Regions from separate parts of the Homo sapiens genome. Here region 1 is linked to region 2. Evidence: chromatin loops called from intact Hi-C (ENCODE). Cell type or tissue: dorsolateral prefrontal cortex. All regions are shown on one strand. Links, peaks and the distances in the headings refer to the core of each region. The heading gives the core; the rest is flanking DNA. Region 1 has its middle 41 kb from the start of DHRS9. Region 2 holds the start of BBS5 (Bardet-Biedl syndrome 5).

The links. Peaks named below come from ENCODE experiments on the same cell type or tissue, not always from the same donor. Only the 100,000 strongest peaks of a DNase experiment are listed, where the experiment ranks them.
Region 1: it touches region 2 in a loop (4-fold over the local background); 2 of 110 quality-filtered maps call a loop at or near these places.

The regions. Positions count from the first base shown.
Region 1 is chr2:169,105,476-169,115,694 of GRCh38, reverse strand. It overlaps the pseudogene UBE2V1P6. Among named protein-coding and RNA genes, the nearest start is that of DHRS9, 41 kb to the right of the region's middle. RefSeq lists enhancers at 4,670-5,170, 5,171-5,671. In dorsolateral prefrontal cortex, for the core only: CTCF peaks have their summits at 5,547 and 5,750 (motif pointing left); a DNase peak (open chromatin) is centred at 5,714; H3K4me3 peaks cover 851 bases; H3K27ac peaks cover 301 bases.
Region 2 is chr2:169,473,466-169,483,329 of GRCh38, reverse strand. BBS5 (Bardet-Biedl syndrome 5) reads right to left here and starts at 3,836. Exons shown (of 12, transcript NM_152384.3): 1 at 3,718-3,836; 2 at 997-1,079. The coding sequence starts at 3,776. RefSeq lists enhancers at 3,563-3,902, 3,913-4,022. In dorsolateral prefrontal cortex, for the core only: a CTCF peak has its summit at 3,708 (motif pointing left); a DNase peak (open chromatin) is centred at 3,859; H3K4me3 peaks cover 2,279 bases; H3K27ac peaks cover 1,593 bases.

The sequences.
Region 1 (10,219 bases), core at 895-8,894, 370 kb after region 2:
GTTTTACTTTTTGATTAACTGCTGTAACAGTGTCCTTCAGGTGGCTGAGGGAGTTTCATATTTTCTTTAGACATCATTAGGTGCTAAAGCTCTTGCAGAACAACTTTGTATCTCTTATTTTTTAAATTTATTTTGTATCCTTCAGTCAACTCACACCAGCAGAACCACTTTGATGCTCTATGAATTCTGCCATTTTGCTAGCACTGATATGGCTCTTGGTCTACCACTCCATTAGAACTCTTAACTCCATTCATATTAATTTTTGTGAAAAATCTTACAAAGTGGGGTCCTTCTGGGTATTTAGGTCCACATTTTATTTTAAGGCTGTATATTCGGTTTTCATCAGTTGTTCTTGGAGGCCCAGTTACCATCTCTGTCCATCTTGTAAGTATCATGTCTTCATCGTCTTCTACACCCCAGCCACCTGTGCCATCACCTACTCCTTTCTAACCTTGTTCCAGTTCTTCCAACAGTTGGAAATTCTGAGGGACTTTTACTCCCAAGCCTGTGGTGGCATCACTCCTCTAGTACTTACTTTTTGGAGTGGTTGCCCTGTTAGAAAACCTGGTTCATGGAGGGCCAGGTCATTTTTATTTGTAGGTTAATTCATCCTTTGCTAAATACAACACAGTCCTGGCTCGGCAAATTGTTCTGTTCAATTCTCACAAATCAAGCATGCTAGAACGTGATAGCAGCATCAGATGAAATTTAGAGACATACCATGATGCTCCTTCTGGATTCCTCACCAGGGCCTGTGTTCCCATCTCCCAGCTGCGGAGAGCTCACAGCTGTGCTCCTCGATGGACTTGCCCTCAGCCAGGATGCTGCCTCACTCTAGGCTACGAGGGCAATCAAGGCCAAGGTCAGGCTGATGTGGTGAGCCAATGGCTTGATCTTCATGTCAGTTTGGGACAACTCGGAAGGATCATTCCCAGCTTCAGAGTGTCCTATGGGATTGATTGAGGCCTCCATGGCAATTGCACCACAATTCAGCCCTTCTTTTTGCCCTATCCTCCCTTCCTCCCATCTTTACAGCTACATGCATAGCTTTCCAGAACATTTGCGAAGTCTTACAAAACTAATGCTTAACTTCATAAAGGGACATATCCAAGCATCTTTCTCTGAATGAGAGGGTGAAAAGAAAGTCACACACTTCTATAATCTGTACACTAACTGAGTAGAAAGGGTGTAGGTTAGCAATGGCACAGGAAGTTGACTTTTCACCAGCAAGGGGAAAAAAGTTTTGTTGCCTAGGAGTCTCTGCATTATGAGTGCAGTTAAGCTACCTGGCCTTGAGGATCACCGTGTCTGGAGTCAGATGGCACCTGAGCATCCTCGACTCCCTGTGAACTGCTTCTGCGGGGAAGAACACTGTCTAGTGCCCAGCCTTCACAGAATCTCCCCAGTCAGCTTTGCAAAAGAAACCACTGGATTGTGAAATTTCAGAAACAGATGAGAGCTTAGAGGTCATTCCATCTCGTCATTTCCAACATGGAATCTCCAGACTTAAAAAGCAGAATTGGAGTTCTTCAAGTTATTTTCAATACTTTAAAAAGCCAAATTGAAATGATGTGTTTACCATTTAATAGCAGGAGCTAACAGGCTCATCAATACCAGTAAGTCAGTTTAATCTTTAGTTCAACAAATTAACAAATTAATTAATCACGTACTTGATGCTAGACCTGGAAGATACAGAGATGAATAGGCAGATGAATTCCTGGCCCATATAGAGGTTGACTTTCTAGAGGTCCAGATAGACAAAACCAAGTAAACAGGTAGACTTATTTAAAAAGATATGATGGCTAGGATGAAGAAAGAAAAGTAATCAATAATGTGACACAGAAAAACAGACAGTGGAATCTAGAAAAAGGAGTTAGAAAGGACCTTGCTGAAACTGATACCTTTCATTTGTCTTAATTAGTTAAAAATGGAAAACAAATGAAATGATCCATACAACAGACCCCCATGACACAGGTTTACCTATGTAAAAAACCTGCACATGTACCCTTGAACTTAAAATGAAAGAAAAAAAAGCCAATTACAAAGCTGCATGGGTTAATGGCAATGACTTTTGGTTGCATGTAATTCATGAACTTATGTTAACTTGTGGGAAAATAAGGTCTGGCTCCTGACAAAATAAACTACTTACAATTACATGAAAAAAAGGAAAACAAAGTAATTGTTACTCAATAAATACAATTATTTTGACAGATGATAGTTTTCAACGTGTGGGTACCCTATAGAATTGACAAAAATGGGTCTTCTTATATGAAACAGTTAAAACCACTGATCTAATTCCATCTCTCATTTAAGAAATAGAAAAACAGGCAACTTGGTGAGATCACATCACTGATCTTTGGCCAACTGGGAATAAGACTTAGGTCCCCTACGCCTTACTATGGGGCTCTTCCCATTGTATCATGCCTTGAATCGCAGAGATGGCCTAGAAACCGTGTGGAGCATGTTGCAGAGATGTGACTCTGCATTGAAGCCTCCTTATTCAATCCTCTGCCTCTTATTCACAGTGTGATCTTGGGAAGGCTGTTTTATGCATCAGTTCCTTCCTCTATAAAATGGGATGCTGATAACACTACTTCCCTGAGGTTGTAGTACCTGTCCAGTGAAGGAGCCGAGGCACCGAGATGACTCAGCTCATCTGCAAGAGCGGGGAGAAAGGACAAAGGCCAAGGGTAGTTAACCCACAGGCGCATCTGCTCAATCAGGAAACAGCCTCAGCCCGTGGGGCTGAAGACCTTGCTGCTCCAATGTTGCTCTGGTATTGTTCCTGGGAAGGTCACCTTTGGTCCCTGGGCCTCCCTTTTCCCTCCTAAAAAATGTGACTCCTACTATCCGTCCCCATCTCAATAAGGAAAGATAAAATCCAAAAAGTGTTAAAAGGTGTTGACCCTTTGGAGAAGGTTTCTGTGTAGAACGCAGGGGTGGAAAAACGTTTTTCTCACCCATCTCTAGGCTCATGACTGAGGGCCCTATAACAAAGGCAGGTTAACAAGAGAGAAAGGCATGTACATTTATTTAATGCAAGTGTTATGTGACATGGGAGCTGTCAGAAATGAAGGCCCAAAGAAACAAGGAAACATGTATTTTTATGGTTAGGTTTGATGGAAAGTGGAGAAGGATTATCCAAGGAGAAGGATAATTGGAGAACAAATAGATAAGATCTAATGGTAATAAACCAGGGAAGCTTAGCAAGGCCTGTTTGTTCAGATTCTTCTTGGCATCTCTGGGTCCTTGGTAACTCTTCTCTGAGTGTAGGGAAGGTAACTCTCAAATGAAGGTCTTATGACCTGCTTCAGAGGGAGATCAGGAAATCCTTCCTAGGTTTTATAACAGGTTTCCAGAGACTGGGGGGCAGGGAGGTGAAAGTGACCTTCTTGCTTCTGTTGTTTTTCAAATGCTAAGATGCCATTTATTTATTTTTAGAGACAGAATCTCACTCTGCCACCCACGCTGGAGTGCAGTAGTATGATCATAACTCACTGCAGCCTCATAGTCCTGGGCTCAAGGGATCCTCTTGCCTCAGCCTCTCAAGTAGCTGGGACTATAGGTGCAAGCCCTCATTCCTGGCCAATTTTTAAATTTTTTTCTAGAAACTGGGTCTCACTGTGTTGCCGAGGCTAGTCTCAAATTCTGGGGCTCACGTGATCCTCCCACCTTGGCCTCCCAAAGTGCTGGGATTATAGGTGTGAACCCCTGTGCTCATAAGATGCCATATGGACATGATGTAGCATGTCCTGAACCCCATCAAGGGGTAGTGTCCACAGAAGCAGCAGGTGCATGTTTGTGTCTTATATGAAGGGAAAGGCCAGAGGTCAGAGCAGGAGAGTAAAGGGCTGGGAGATGGAGAGTGCAGGTGAGTGAGTGTGGATTGGGGACATGGAGGTCATTGTTTACCAGCATGCAGAGGTGGAACCTGGGAGGGTTTCTTTTTTATCCATGTTAGTATTGTCATCCCATTCCATTTGATGCAAGGCTACCTCTTCCTGGTTCCGTGCTATCAGTTAAAACATAGTCTCTCCCCTGTTTCCAGCTCTTCATCTCATGGCACTATCCCTACAGCAAAAGCTCGAAGTCCCCTGCTCTCTGAGGATACCAAGGCAAAGAAATGCCCATGAACTCTGATTCCTCTTAGAGGGTGCCAGGAATTTTGAAACAGATGTAATTCATCTTCTAAGGACTTCAACAAGTGTTGTTTGTTTCTTCCCCATTCAGCTGTTTGTAGTAGGCTTAGTTTGACAGCTGATTCAGGTTGTATTGAGATTGTCCCTCTCCCACTGGCAGGGCACTTTGCTAGTGCCACTGGCAGGTTGGCTAGTCAACACCTGCTCTGTGCTTGCCCTTGTTCTCAGAGCGCTAGGGACAGGAGAGCCTTACCGCTCACGTTCCTGTCTCAGAAAAGCAACGGATAATGATGTAGAATTCGTTTTTATAATGATGTATAGCCAGCAAATTCCCCAAACTCGCGTCACATCTTATTATAGAGACGTGCTTGCCTCTGGGGCGTCTCCTTGCAGGCCCATCTCAGGCGAGCAGCCAAACAAAGGAAGAGGCACGGAAGGCAGAGCGGCAGGAAGGAGGCTGTAAGGAAACGATGTGCACAATCGCCGCCTGGCAAGCTCACAGCCATCCCCGCAGTAAGCTTCCCCGGGATTTCCTGAAGGCCTCGATGGGGGCTTTGTAGCAAACTTTAGCTTTTTATACATCTCGGTAGCAATGAAAATAGAGCAACTGAGGTTGATTGATGGAGCTGAGTGGTGCCTATTATTCATCCCAAAGCTTTTGTTAGAAAGGGGAGGTGAAAATATCCTTAGCCCTAAGCGGTCCCTGCTTCTAGTTGAGACCCCAGCCCTATCTCTCTCTGGTTTGAAAAGTGCTTGGCTCCAGCACAAGGAGGTCGGTGGGAGAAACCAAGCGAAGGTCGTACCACTTTTTTTTTCCCCTTTATTTTATGTTAGTCATGGTAAGTGGCTGGATTTTTAAAACGATCCAAAAGCATGAAGTGGGAGCCTGAAGTATTCTTATTTGCATATTAATGCCAAGCCTGTGTTGCCAGCACCCAGTTATTTCAAAGGCTGTTGCCAAGAGCACAGCTTTGAAAGGCCTCAGCGCAGAGGCGGGCACCTGGGGCCTCTGCCCTAGGCTTCACCAAATGACAGCACACGGCTCCTTCTTTCTGCTGCTCTCTGGGCTTCCTGGGTGCAACAAACAACAGCTTCTCCAAGTGGCCAACTTCACCCATGCCTGTTCCCTCTCCACAAAGGTGAACAAATGCAGCGAACTGAGGCGCGGGAGATGGGCAGCGCTTTGGATATGGGGGCTATTTTTCTTGTATACCTTGGAGTATTTTTGATCAATTGGCTTTTTATTACGTTTATCATTGATCGACTGTGTTCTGGTTACTCCGGGTTATCCTAGACCTTAGCAATGGCTGGGCTGCGAGGATGGCGGTTTTCCATCAGACAGTGGAGTGGGGACCTGTCCTTTTATATGTTCAGTATTGTCATAGCACTACTGAACTAGGAGTATGTTGGCTTTAGGTTGTCCAAAACAGCTTGCCTACTAGATAATCCCAGTAATTTAACCAGGTTTCTTTCAAACCATGGTAGATTTTGGTCCATTTAAGTGAAACTTCTTAGAGGACGGACTTGTTCCTTTCCAATATGACCAAACAGGGGCTGCGGGACGCTTACTGGGATCCCAGGTATTTTGTGGGCATAGGGCGCCCCCTAGTGTCCAATTGAGAGCACTGAGCTTGCGTGCTCTAATCCTGGCAAAAAATTGAGCCCAGGTGCGGGAATAAGGAGAGGAATCTCAACTGATTTTCACTCATTCCCTGGGCCAGGGTGTTGCGGGGAGGGATGGAAGTGGGGAGGGGGAGCCCGCTCAGGAAGCAGCTTGTCCAGTCCCCTGGAAGCTGCATCCAGACCACAACCACTGGGAGGGAGAGTGATCTGTGTCCAGGACTTCTTTACCCACCGAATATTCAGAGGAGACCAAGTTCACGCAGTGGAAAGAGGTTGGATTTGGGAGTTAAAGAGACTAGGGTTCAACTCCTAACTTAGCCATTAACCAGTAGCGTGACCCTGCACTAAGCACTTAACCTTATTGATGGCGATAATTTCAAAATGGTGGCAGGAATAAGTGTTATTTCAGGGTGATAAGGAGAATCCTGTGAGAGTAAAGACAGCATCTGTGAAGTGCCTGCCACTCTCAGCAAACGTTAGACCCCTCTGCCTGTTGGCTGTCTCTCATCCGAAATCTGAAACTGCTTCCATGGGCTGTGTTCATGAATATGCCATGTCTGTCTATAAAAATATAGAGAGGATTTTTTTTGGTGTGTTTTTGGATGTTTTAATGGATTTTTCAAAGTAAATCTTAAGGTTTACCCTAAAATAGCTCATGCAACCATTTCCAGCTTAGATGTGGCCATTTGCTCTTTGACAATTACGAGAAACTGTTAGGCTGTAGCCTTGGAGCCTGGGCTGCCAATCGGGCCGAGTGAGGTGACTCACTAATAGGGGTCTACCTTCCCTGGGATGGCTGGCACAGAACCTCCAGACCAGGACAAGCCATGTCTTGCTTCTAGCTTCACTAAAAGTCGTGGATCAGTTTTCGCAGTGACCCACTCCAGTGTAATGTCAAAATGTTTTCCTAACAAATCTCAAAACCTTTTAGCTTTCAATTTTCTTTTCCTTTCAACTTCTTTGGGGCCACTTTTCTATTGCAGAAGAGTTGGGATTAATTAGAAAATACTCTTCTGTCTTCTATTTTTACTATGGAAGGAGAAAAGAGGGATTCTTGGTAACATAGGTAGCACAGGTAAATGTGGGCTTACCCAAAAAAAGAAAATAGTTGACAGACAGCTGCTTTTGCTGCAGGCTTAAATGCTTACAAGAAAGGGAAGTGAATTAGAACATGTGAATAGGTCATTTTGAAAAGTCGCTTTGTGTGTGGGAAGAGACAGGTTGATGGAGAGGCCCACAAGTGTCTGACAAGGCAGACAGCTGAGTCCCAGTTTAGTCCCCTGTGTACATATGCATCTGTGTGTCTTTGGGCACAACACTTACCTCTCTCACATCTCTATTTTTTCCATCTGTAAAATGAGGCATCATTGTGGCACTTACCACATAAGGTCGTTGAGAAGATTATATTAGATGATGCATATAGCACATATCTACATAAAATGTATCCAACAAAGGATATATCTTTCTGCTGTTATTCATTCACACTTTCTTTCTGTATGAACTTATTTTGGGTACATACTGTACCTTTTGCAAGCTTCCTTGGCAATTTACAGAAATGTAGGTGGTCTTACTTCACTTCCTGCTGAAATGAGAGAGCAATCGGTACTTTAACCATCTAGGGATAAGATATAGAGATGTTATGCAATCTCTACTTGGCTTTGAAAACAGAAGGCACTTAGGATCTGCTTGTCACCTAACTTGGAGCCAAATAAAATGCTAAGTGTAGGAAATATGTCAGTTCTCACAAGGGCAGGCCTCCTATCACATCCCTTCTCCATCAGACTGCTTCTGGGAGCTGAGAGGGCCTCCTAGGTGGGGTCCCCCTGTTTTTTTCTTAGTTTGGGTTTAAGTGGAGGCATTGGTAACCAACAGCCATGAGTCAGGTACCTCAGTCTTCCTCCAATGGTGTTTCTCATCATGCCCAGGCTGATTTGACACTAAAAAAGGACCAGGACCTCCTCACTATGTCACCTCCCTTTTAAAAAAAAATTCACAGTACCTTTGTCACAGTGTTCAGGTTGAGGGTGATAGCTCAGGTTCAAAACCTGACCACAGTATTTCCTGTGGTTTCTATTGCATTTCATTACACTGTGCTAGAAAAGTGCAAGGGAAAGTGCTGCTATCATTACCTTGCGGAAAAGCAAGTATTTCTGCAAGTTTATGGTAACACAGAAACAATCAATGCCAGATGCAAGCCGGGGATGGTGCATACCTATAGTCCCAGCTGCCTGCAAACTGAGGTGGCAGGATTACTTGAGCCTAGGAGTTAGAGACCAGCCTAAGCAACATAGCAAGAACCTGTCTCTAGAAAATAAAAAAACAGAAAACATCAGACGCAAATTCATCAAAGATTTGGTATGAGAACTTGTTCTTTCTCCAAAGTGATTGTGGTAATTATTTTTTATAATAATAGTTTTCATAGTTCAAAACTCTATATGACCAAGTGAATTGACTTCACTGATAAAAGATAAAACTTCTCATGGCTGTGACTTAGATATTCTAAAAACATACAACCACAGAGCCAGAAGGGCCCTTAGCGGCATCTGTTGCTGGTTGCTGCCTGCAGGAGGCTGTCTGAAGTAGAGGTTGGTGGTCCCAACTGCTATCCCTTAAGCTCTGAGATTCTGGATAAGTTTCATACCCTATCTGAGCTCTGCTCCTCTTCATAGTCTTGCAAGGTTGTTGTAGAAAGATTAAATGAGGTAACCACGCATGCAAAACAGTTAACACAGTTTAATTAACAATTAGCCAATGAACACACAATTAGTGCTGTTATTGAACAGTTGCTCAACATTTGGTAATAACCATTATCATCATCATTATCATCTTATTTCTACAACTTTACAGGGCTGAGGGTGTCATGCCCTTAGTTCTCTATTCTGGTCAGTCTCTGGGGTCAGATTTCCTGCTGTGTAACTGAACTCTCTTATCTTTCCCGCAATAGAGGAAGCCCATTTCTTCGTATCCAACTCTTGCTCTGTCCTGAATCTGACATAGTATTATTTAAGTCTCCTCACCTTTCAGGGCCTCTATTCCCTTTTCTTTGAAATTACCTGCTGGTAATTTCTTTGAAATTAGGAGGAGTGTTGGCGACCTGAAGGGCCTTGCAACTTTGCCACTATGTATAGTAACATCCTTCTGGTAACTGAAGGCATTGCCAGGCCAGGCTTCCATCTTGGGCCATTCCTCTGTAGCCATGGGTAGGACTCCCCACAATGGTGCTGAGAAAATGGTGATGAATGGATGTTTGTTGTGGTTGTTTTCCCCACAGGTCTCAGATCTCCTCTCATCATTCTGAGTGTTCTGCTGAGGATCTCTTCTCGTTACACCTAACTTATACAATAGGGAAGAACAAAAGTCAGAGTGTTGCTCTTGTCCTTGTCTTCGACCTTGGCCAATCCATTCAAATAACAGATCAAGGTGCGGGCCAACTTATAGCTAGGTTCTGCCATGAACCTAAGCTAATTTGAAAAAGTGCCAACAAAATGAATAATACTCATAGCTACAATACATTAAAAGCACTATGCTGTATTTGACATGCATTTACTTGTTTAATTCTTGTAACTGTCCAAGGTACACCCACCCCCATTATACAGATGAGAAAACTAAGAGAAATTAAGTAATATGCCAATGGTCAAGCCAATGCTAAGGGCAAAGATGGGTTTTGACCCCAGGAGCTCGATCCAAGAGTCTCTGTTCTTGACCACCTATGAGGCACTTCTAGACAGATTTCTCACCATTTTTTTAAAGTACTCATCCAGGAAAGATGCTCAGAGGCAAGAAGATGGGCTAGATGAACTCCTGAGGAGTGTTTCACTCCATCATGCTGCCAAGCCAATGCCATAGCCCCATCATCGCATGGCTCCATAATGAAGGATCACAGAGTGTGGGGCTTAAACAACAGAAAAATGTTGTCTCACACTCCTGGAAGCTAAAATTCAGAAATCAAGGTGTTGGCAGGTTGGTTCCTTTGAGGGCTGTGAGGGAAGGATCTGTTCCAGGCCTCTGTCCTTGGCTTGCAGATGGCTATCTTCTCATGCGTCTCTTCATGTTATCTTCCCCCTATGTGTCTGTGTCCAAATTTTCCTTTTTATAAGGGCATATGTCATATTGGATTAGGGTCCACACTAATGACCTCATTTTAACTTGATTACCTCTGTAAAGAGGCTGTCTCCAAATAAGGTCACATTCTGAGGTAGTAGGGGTTAGGACTCCAACATATATTTTTTGCTGGGGTGATATATTTCAACCCATAACAGCTCCCCTGTCATTTCAAGGTAATAATGAGTGTGATGACTCCATTTCCTCACAGCAGGGAAGTGGTTTACTTAACAGCGAACTGTCAAAGAGGTTTAGGTTTTAGAATCAGACAGGGCAACTTTGTTAATGCCTCATTTGCTACTTTTTGCAAATAGTCAAGTAAGTGGATCTCTGGTACTCATTTAAAAAACAGAACA
Region 2 (9,864 bases), core at 1-8,000:
CAAAAGTTCATGCATTTAAAAATAAGGTCTCTGAGGGGAACCAATCTCAGAGAAGCAGGCTTACAACAGGGCCTGCTGCCTACATGCCACCTCAGAGCAGGTCAGAAGAAAGTCTCAGGAAGCAAGCAGCCACTCAAAGGGCTACAGTAAGCATGTTCTGCTAATAAGGTTTACTGTTCCTTCTCTATGAGTTATTGATTCCCCCTTTCCTGAATGAAGTCTGCTCTATTTCCCCTCTTACCCCTTTCCAATAAGAGGTTTACATCCCTCCCTCCTAAACTTCTTCTCCCACTAAAACATATTCTGGATACATTAAGCTGTCATTCCACATCTATTTTTTTTTCCTTGGAAGTAATGATGCTTTCAAGACCTACTGGTCACTGGCTCCACAGATAGCTGCTATGGGCAGCCTGGACTTTTAAAAGTTCCAACCTTAGGGAGATTTGGTTTGGGAGGGGCTCTAGGGTCCAGCTGTGCTGGTCCTTGGTGACAGTCAGAGAAGACTCACAGGATTTTCTAGTACTTGACCTACAAATAGATTTCACAGTGCAGGACTAAATTTGCTCTCCGCATATCCATGTCTAGGTGACAACCATAGGTGATTGATGGTGCATTACTTCTGAATTTTTGAAAAGGAAGCATGGCTCCAGGTACTACAGCTATGACCTACTTATATTCCACTACCCCATATCCTTTTTTGGGAAGACAGATCTAACGGTCAGAACTAATGCCCCTTGCAAACAGGTCTACTTGAGTTTTAACAGCTACAATGGATAAAGGTGATGTTAGAACCAGGACTTACTGAAGGACCAAACTACATGTTTAATACCTATCCTGTCTTCTGTTTAAATCTGAGAAAAGTCTTATGTGAATTTAACTCTCCTATTCTCACAATTACACTGACAAATGATGCTGTTTCATATATTCTCTAGCTAATATGATTCAACATTTGTAAATTAAACCAGGAATATAAGATACATTTAAAAATATACTCACCTCTATCTCCATTATTTCCTTTGGTGTCTTCAATGGAATCTAAACAATCAATAAGGACTTCTCCAGGTCTTGTTTTCATTTGCCTAAAGTGAATATAAAGGTTTGAATTTTATAGCTACAACTATACCTGCTTGCAATCTATTTAGGGAGAAAAGAGACATATGTACATAAAACAGCTAACAGCATAAATAATACTGTACCAAATGTTCATGCATTTAGAAATAAGGTCTTCAAGAACTTCAAGAACCTGAAGATCAGTGGGGCCTGGAGTGACCAGGGCCATCTGGAGTAAGCCAGATTGGTAGGAGGTGTTGAATTTTGAAAAATAAAAGGAAAAGAAAAGAGAGTCCATGATTAAAGACCAGGAATAAGAAATGGTAAGGACATGGGAGAAGGCTGGCCAAGCTTGGAAAGAAGGACCATATTGGGAGGTAGTGAGAGAAATATTGTTGGATAACTAAGGAGGAACCAGACTATGGAGAACTCAGAATGCCAGTCTGATAGGTTTAGGCCTTATCCTGTGCACAGGAGAGAACCTCCAAAGGTTTCTGAGTAGAGGAAAGGACATCAGGAAATTATAGAAGGAATGGTTAAAGAAGAGCTGTATGAAAAGCATCTTTGGAATTTGACAAATAGATACAGGTGACAAAAGGAAATAAGAGCAGCTTGCTGACAGACAGAATACATTCTACAGTGTCCAAAAAAAAAAACCTAGCAAAATATCTAAAAGAGCCTTCTAATACACTCTTCATAAAGCCAACTCAACTACCTATTGAAAATACAGATATGACCATATCATTTCCCTGCTTAAAAGCTTTCTATATCTTCCTGCTGCCTAGAAGTTGAAGTCCAAAATCCTGAGCTAAAAATGTTACAATCTGGCTAATTTATCTATTTGTACTTCCAACCTCTCTCTGCAGCAGACCCTGCCTTTAGCTAATGAGGTTACAGCTCCAAGACTGCTTCTAACGCTAAATTCTTTTCTTCTTTTCTGGAATACTCTCCTCCTGTCTACCCTGACAAGGCTCTGCCCATTCTTCAGGGAACAACTCAAATACTATGAATATTTATTCTTCTTCAAGGACTTCACCAGGTAGAATAAATTGTTCTGTTTCTATGAGTCTCAGCTTTTCGCTCATTTTTTCAGAATGGTATTTACCACATTTATTATAGTGGTTGTCTGTATGTATCTCCTGCACTAGAACGGGGGGATATGAATATCATTTCCTATTATTTTCTGTCTCTAGCTATCGGCCCAGTAACTAGCACGTAATAAAACATGGATAAATGTTTACTAATGTTACTGAAACGGACTTTTGTTTGGATTAAGAACCCTACAAGAAAGACAGAAAATGTCGCCGGGCGCAGTGGCTCACGCCTGTAATCCCAGCACTTTGGGAGGCCGAGGCGGGCGGATCACCTGAGGTCAGGAGTTCGAGACCAGCCTCAACATGGAGAAACCCCGTCTCTACTAAAAATACAAAATTAGCCAGGCGTGTTGGTGCGTGCCTGTAATCCCAGCTACTCTGGAGGCTGAGGCAGGAGAATTGCTTGAACCTGGGAGGCGGAGGTCGCAGTGAGCCGAGATCGCGTCATTGCACTCCAGCCTGGGCAACAAGAGCGAAACTCTGTCTCAAAAAAAAAAAAAAAAAAAAAAAAAAAAGAATGACAGAAAATGTCATAGAAAGTGCGCAATATGTTACTACAGTCCGTAATTTTACGAATTCCTTTCTCTTTCATCTTCTTAAAGGGTCTAACATGTTAGCATTAGATATCTAGCTATACTTAACCTGAGAAATTTATCAATATTTCATTTTTCCATCTAAGGAGGTGAGGTCCATGATAAGGAACGATTCCATCTAAGGAGGTGAGGTCCATGATAAGGAACGATTCCACCTAAGGAGGGGAGGTCCATGATAAGGAACGATAAGAAGTAGCTAAGAAGCTCCATGCCATTAATCCAGGAATCTTAGCTTTAGCGTTTCTCAACACTTAGTAACCCAACCGGCATTTCCCGCCCTGGATTTTGGAGTAGGAGGTTTCTAACCACTTTTTCTTTACGATACTTTCCAAAAACATGGTTTCTATTTAATGTATGATAATTTCCAAAAACAGGTTGCAAAAGAAGACTCCTTCTTGTTGGTGACTGATATGAATAACTAGATGAAAGCTTACCAAGGACATAAAGTTTGCGCGGTTAGTAATTTTTGACGACTGCCTTACTCCCACCTCCCTTATTTTACAGACATGAGGATTCTAGCTTGAATGATGAAGACATCTGCTCAAGGGCCCACACTGTGGGTCGATATTACACATCTACTTTTAGAACCCTAGTTTCCTGAGTCCCTGACCTACGTTCCTTCCATGAAACTGAAATCCCAAGCTCACGTGGGTGTATACGGGACGCTAAGCCCCGGGTGGCCCCGGTCGTGCTCAGGTTCACATTCCTGATCCGTCCCGCGGGCCAGGATGGGGGAACCGGAGGTCGCATGGGACCAAAACTGTGTAATGCCGATGCGCTCTTGCCGCGGCGCCGGCCTCGAGAGGGCCACAGTGGCCCAACCAGCCTGAGGTCTCTCGAGGCGCGGACGACCGGCGCAAGCCTCCCACCCTCACCAGGGCCGCGAGCTGCGGAGGTGCAGTCTCCGCCCGCGGGTCCCTAACGCGCACGGCGGCGCCCTCTACAGGGTTGAAGATCCCTCGGGAATCTTGGAAACTCACTGCGCGGACAGGTCGAAACGGACATCCCGATCCTCCCAAAGCGCATCCAGCACCGACATGGTGAACAAGGCCCGTGGCAGGATCTCTCCACAGCCGTGCAGGCCTAGCTGCGTCTCTCTGGCTCCAAGGCAACGGGCCGCCTCTGTCACGACGTCTACGGCGGGCGCCGAGACTCAAGCTTCCGCGAGAGTGCGCGCGCGTCGCCCAGCTCTTTCGCGTCGTTAAGCCGATTTGAGATGCGAGGCAGGATTTAGGAGTCTCTGAGAAGCCCAGCTGTGTCCGCCAAGGGGAGCGTGCCTGACCTCTGGGCGACCTTCCTTGCCTCCAAACAGACATCCTTTAGCCATTTTACCCCTCTCCTTATTTCTCTTCACCGTCAAGAGATTCAGGTTATTAGCCGGGCATGGTGGCTTCTGCCTGTAATCCCTGCAGTTTGGGAGGCCGAGGCTGGAGGATCACTTGAGGCCAGGAATTCGAGACTAGCCTGGGCAACATAGCGAAACTTCATCTCTACAAACACAAACAAACAAACAAAACCAACCCAAAATTAGCCAGGGGTGGTGGTGCACGCCTGCAGGCTCAACTACTCGGGAGGCTGAGGCGGGAGGATCTCTTGAACCCAAGAGGTGGAGGCTGCGGGGAGCTATGATCGTGCCTCTGCCCTCCAGCCTAGGTGATAGAGATATAGGATCAACAGGTTCGTATGCCTGCTGTGCAGTAACAAACCCATTACACGAAGACAGCAGAGTTTGCAGCAGGGAAAGAGTTTAATGATTGCAGGGCACCTAGCAAAGAGATGGGAAGAGATCCTCGAATCTATCTTCCCAAGAGTTCTGGGCTGAGGTTTTTAAGAGGATCACAGAGGGCGAGGGGCTGGAAAATTGGGGTCCTTGATTGGTCGGAGTAAGGGAGATGAAATCATCAGGATAGGGAAGCTGCATTCTTTGCTGAATCAGTTTCTCACGGGTTCCTCAGACCAGCTGGCATCAGTGGGATCCTTCAGGCCAGCTGAGGCAGTAGTTTCATTGGTATGCAGGATCTGAAAGACTATCTCAAAGGGAAAACTGAGTATTTCATAATGTTCAAGTTGTTCTCTATAGAGCAATAGAAGGGAACTATAATCTTGTGACAGGGTCTGCATGATTCTAGGACAATAGGCACCAAACAACTCTGAGCAAGCAGGTCAGAGAGGAAGCTGACCTCATGATTAATGCCGAATTGGCTGCAAGCTTGGTTTATTTTTGTCCCCTCCCCCACACTTTCTTCCCTGATTACTTTTATAAATTTTATTGGGATGGTTTTAGAATGAGGAAAAAAGAAATTTAGAGTTAAAGCTTCAAATTCCTTACCTGGGCCTAGCTCAATGTGGCCCTGCCTATGTCTGCAACCTCCAACCACCCTCACTTCTGGCTGCTCTCTTGCCAGACAGGGCTCAGAGACTTTGGAGGGCCCCCTTCCTTTGCCTGGAACACTGTTTCCCCAGACCTCTGCATAGGCCTGCCCTTTGTCACTTAAATCTCTGCTTGGGCTGGGCGCTGTGGCTCAGGCCTGTAATCCCAGCACTTTGGGAGGCCGAGGTGGGCGGATCACCTGAGGTCAGGAGTTCGAGACCAGCCTGGCCAACATGGTGAAACCCCATCTCTACTAAAAACCCCAAATTAGCTGGGCACGGTGGTGGACGCCTGTAATCCCAGCTACTCGGGAGCCTGAGGCAGGAGAATCACTTGAACCCGGGAGGCGGAGGTTGCAGTGAGCCGAGATCACACCATTGCACTCCAGCCTGGGCAACAAGAGCGAAACTCTGGCTCCAAAAAAAAGTCAAATCAAATCAAATCAAATCACATCTCAGCTCACATGTCAACTCCAGCAGTCCCTGATCCTTCTGCCCCACCTGCTGTGAACAACCCGAGGACAGACACCTGATCTATCTAGTTGACTGCTTTGAACAATACCCAGCACAGAGTAGGACCCAGTAAATACTTCTTGAATGAATCAAAGTCCCTTTTCTCAATGCATGACAATTATTTAAATTAGTGGTTCACAAAGACTGATCTGGATCCCTACAGGGGGCCCACAAGGTCAAACTATATTCATAATAATGTGAAGACATCATTTGCCTTTTTAACTCCCATTCACATATAGTGGAGTTTTCCAGAGGCTATATGATTTTGTTGTTGTTGTTGTTGTTGTTGTTGTTGTCTTACAGGGTCTCATTCACCCAGGCTGAAGTACAGTGGCACGATCACAGCTCACTGTAATCTCAAGCTCCTGAGCTTAAGTGATACTCCCGCCTCAGCCTCCCGAGTAGCTGGGACTACGGGCATAGTCCTGGCTAATTTTTTATTTCATTTTATTTTATTTGTAGAGACAGGGTCTCTCTGTGTTTCCCTGGCTGGTCTCAAACTCGTAGCCTCAAGTGATCCTCCTGCTTTAGCCTCCCAAAGCACTAGGATTATAGGTAAGAGCCACCATACCCAGGCATGATGATTGAATGTGGAAGCAGGTATGAGAATCCTGGTGCCTTTTACTAAACCAGGCATTAAAAAAAATTGCAAAAATGTAAAGCAATGTTCTCACAAATTGTCTGGAAAATATAATTATTTTTTAAAAATGCTATATATGTTAATACATAATAAGTGATTTTTACTTTTGAATGAATGAGTTTTAAAACGCTCAGTATTAACAGATATAATGTATGTAAACAAAAGCTCTTTTAGGTCCTCAATAATGTTTTTAAGAGGATAGTGGGGTCCCAAAACCAAAAGTTTGATAACTGCAGCTTTGAATTATTATTTAGAGCTCCTATAGGTCAGGCTATATGCCAAATACTAGGGATACTAATGTGAAAGGCCATGAGGTGTTTTTCTCAGATTGAAGAGGGTGATGGAGACAAAGGAACGTGAGTGTACACACATTAAGGTGGACTCCAATGAGTCATGCCCTTGTATAATCTCTTCCCCATGAGTGTGGTTGGAACCTGAGAACTTGCTTCTAGTCAATAGAATATATCAAAGGTGATGAAATGTCATTCCCACGACTGTTATGTTATAAAAGACTTGGTCTCAGCCAACTGGGGTGAGAAAGACCCTCCCACTTGCCTTGAAGAAGCCAGCTGCTAGGCTGGGTGCGGTGGGTCATGCCTGTAATCCCAGCACTTTGGGAGGGCAAGGCAGGTAGATCACCTGAGGTCAGGAGTTCAAGACCAGCCTGGCCAACATGGTGTAACCCTGTCTCCTCTAAAAATACAAAAATTAGCCAGGTGTGGTGGCAGGCGCCTGTAATCCCAGCTACTCAGGAGGCTGAGACAGGATAATTGCTTGAACATGGGAGGTGAAGGTTGCAGTGAGTGGAGATTGCACCATTGCACTCCAGCCTGGGTGACAAGAGTGAAACTCTGTCTCAAAAAAAAAAAAAAAAAAAAAAGAAAGAAGCCAGCCGCTATGTTATGAATTAGTACCAGAGACCTTCGTCCTATAGGTCCAAAGAACTGAAATTTGCCAACAATCTGAATGAGCCTGGAAGTGGATCTTTCCCAGGTTGAGCTTCAGATGAGGCTGTAGCCTTAGGAAATATCTGAATTGCAGCCTGGTGAGACCCTGAAGCAGAGAACCCAGGTAAGCTTGCCTGGACTTCTGGCCTACAGAAATGATAAGATAATAACTGTTTTGTTTTAAGCTGCTAAATTTGTGATAATTTATTATGGAGCAATAAAACACTAATACAAATGCGGGCCAGAGGTACTGGTGTGCACCTGTAGTCCCAGGTACTTGGGAGGCTGAGTCAGGAGGATCACTTGAGCACAGGAGTTTGAGGCTGCAGTCAGCTATTGATTGCACCACCACAATCCAGCCTGGGTGACAGAGACAGACCCTGTCTTTAGGGAGGACAAATCGTAGAATTGGCTTTGGAACTTGTGAGCAAGCAGGAGCTTTTAGAGCTAGCAAAATCCTATTGGTAGGAAGCAGGCTGATAGATTAATCAAACATGTGCTACCTTCCATGAAAAAGCAAGGATGACTCACAATGGAACCAAGAGCCCAAAGGGTAGGTTGGAAGTCAAGGAAGATTATTCCTAGATCTTAAAACTTAATCAATAAAAATCCAACATTTGTCCAGATAAATGACAGAATTGTTATATACCAGTAACTCATTTTTACCTTCCATTTCCTTATTCCCTTTCGCCATTTTTGTATTGGTATGTCTGTAACTGTTATTCTATGTCAGTCCCACCGTTGTGTGATGGAGTGTTGGGAGCAGACTTGTCTCTAGTTTCACAAGTCCACAGAAAGGAATTGTGCTTTGAAGAACTGAGCTTAATGGATCACACCCAGCCTCATCTTCACCAGATATATATAATTCAGATGATGAGAGTTTGGACTTTGAGCTGATGCTGTAAGAAGATGGGGGGAACCTTGGGAGGGAGGAAGTTTTTTTCCCCTTTGGAAGGAACACAAATTGTTGGAGGCCAAGGGGCCTACTGTGGTAGGCAGAATTCTACATAGCCCCTAAGATTCTTGCTTTCCTGGTGTACATGCCTTATATAATCCCCTCTTCTTGAGTGCAGAAGAATCTATGAATGTGATAGGATATCAGTCCTCCGATTAGGTAATGTTATATGACAGGTGAAGTAGTTTTGCAGATATGATTAACGTCCTTTAAAGTAATCAAAAGAGAGATTATCCTTGCTGGCCTGCTGTTATCAGGTGAGCCTTTAAAAGAGAGTCTCCTGCTGGCTTTGATGAAATAGAAGCCACGTTGTGAGAGAGCCACATGGCTAGGAACTGAGAATGGCCTCTAGAAGCTGAGAGACAGCAAGAAAATGGAAACTCCAGTCATTTACCCACAAGGAACCGAATTCTGCCAGCAACCTGAATGGGTTTAATGACATCATGTTCTTGGCTGAATTTTGACTTTGGGTGAGACCTTGAGCAGAGACCCAGTCTGCACTCCTGACCCACAAAAACTGTGAGGTGATATATTTGTGTATTTTAAACTTCTAAGATTGTGATAATTTACTGTGCAGCAGCATTAACATACTGGCATCACAGTAGAATCTTTGAAATGACTGGGGGAAGACAATGACAACCTATTATTCATCAATACGCATATAACTGACTTTCATATACTTAGAAAAAAATAATATACTTGGATGGGTGAGGTGGCTCATGCCTGTAATCCCAGCACTTTGGGAGGCCGAGGTGGGTGGATCATTTGAGGTCAGGAGTTCAAGACCAGCCTGGCCAACATGGCAAACCCCTGTCTCTACTAAAAATAATAATAAAAAAAATTTAGTCAGGCGTGGTGGCGCCTGCCTGTAATTCCAGCTACTTTGGAAGCTGAGGCACGAGAATCATTTGAACCTGGGAGACAGAGGTTGCAGAGAGCCAAGATCGTGTCACTGCACTCCAGCCTGGGTGAAAGGGCGAGATTCTGTCTCAAAATAAATAAATAAATAAACTTTATTTTTTAGGTAAGTGTTAGGTTTACATAAAAATTGACTAGAAAGTACAGAGTCCCATGTATCCCCTCCCCTACCCCAGCTTCTCCTCTATGATTAGCATCTTGCATCTTGCAATGTGTGGTACATTTTTTATAGTTGATGAACTAATATAGATAAGTTATTAACTAAGATCCATAGTTTGCATTAGGGTTCATATTTTTCTTTCTTACAGTCTATGGATTTTGACAAATACATGATGATATGACTTGTGTCCACCATCACTGCATTGTACAGAATAGTTTCATTGTCTTAAAATATCCCCTATGCCCCACCTATTCATCCCTGCCTTCTGCCCCCTAGACTTCCGGAAACCACAGATCTTTTTACTGCCTTCATATTTTGCCTTCTACAGAATGTCATGTGGTTGGAATCCTATAGTATGTTGCTTTTCCAGATGGGCTCCTTTCACTTAGCGATATGCATTTAAGGTTCTTCCATGTCTTTTCAAGGCTTGATAGCACATTTCTTTTTTAAAAAATTCATCTCTTATTTTAGATTTGGGGGTACATGTGTAGGTTTGTTACAAGGATATATTGTGTGATGCTGAGGTTTGGGGTACAATTGAACCCATCACTTGGGCACTGAGCATGGTACCCATTGGTAGGTTTTCAACTCTCCCCTCACCAAGTACCTTTGCTGAGGTATAAT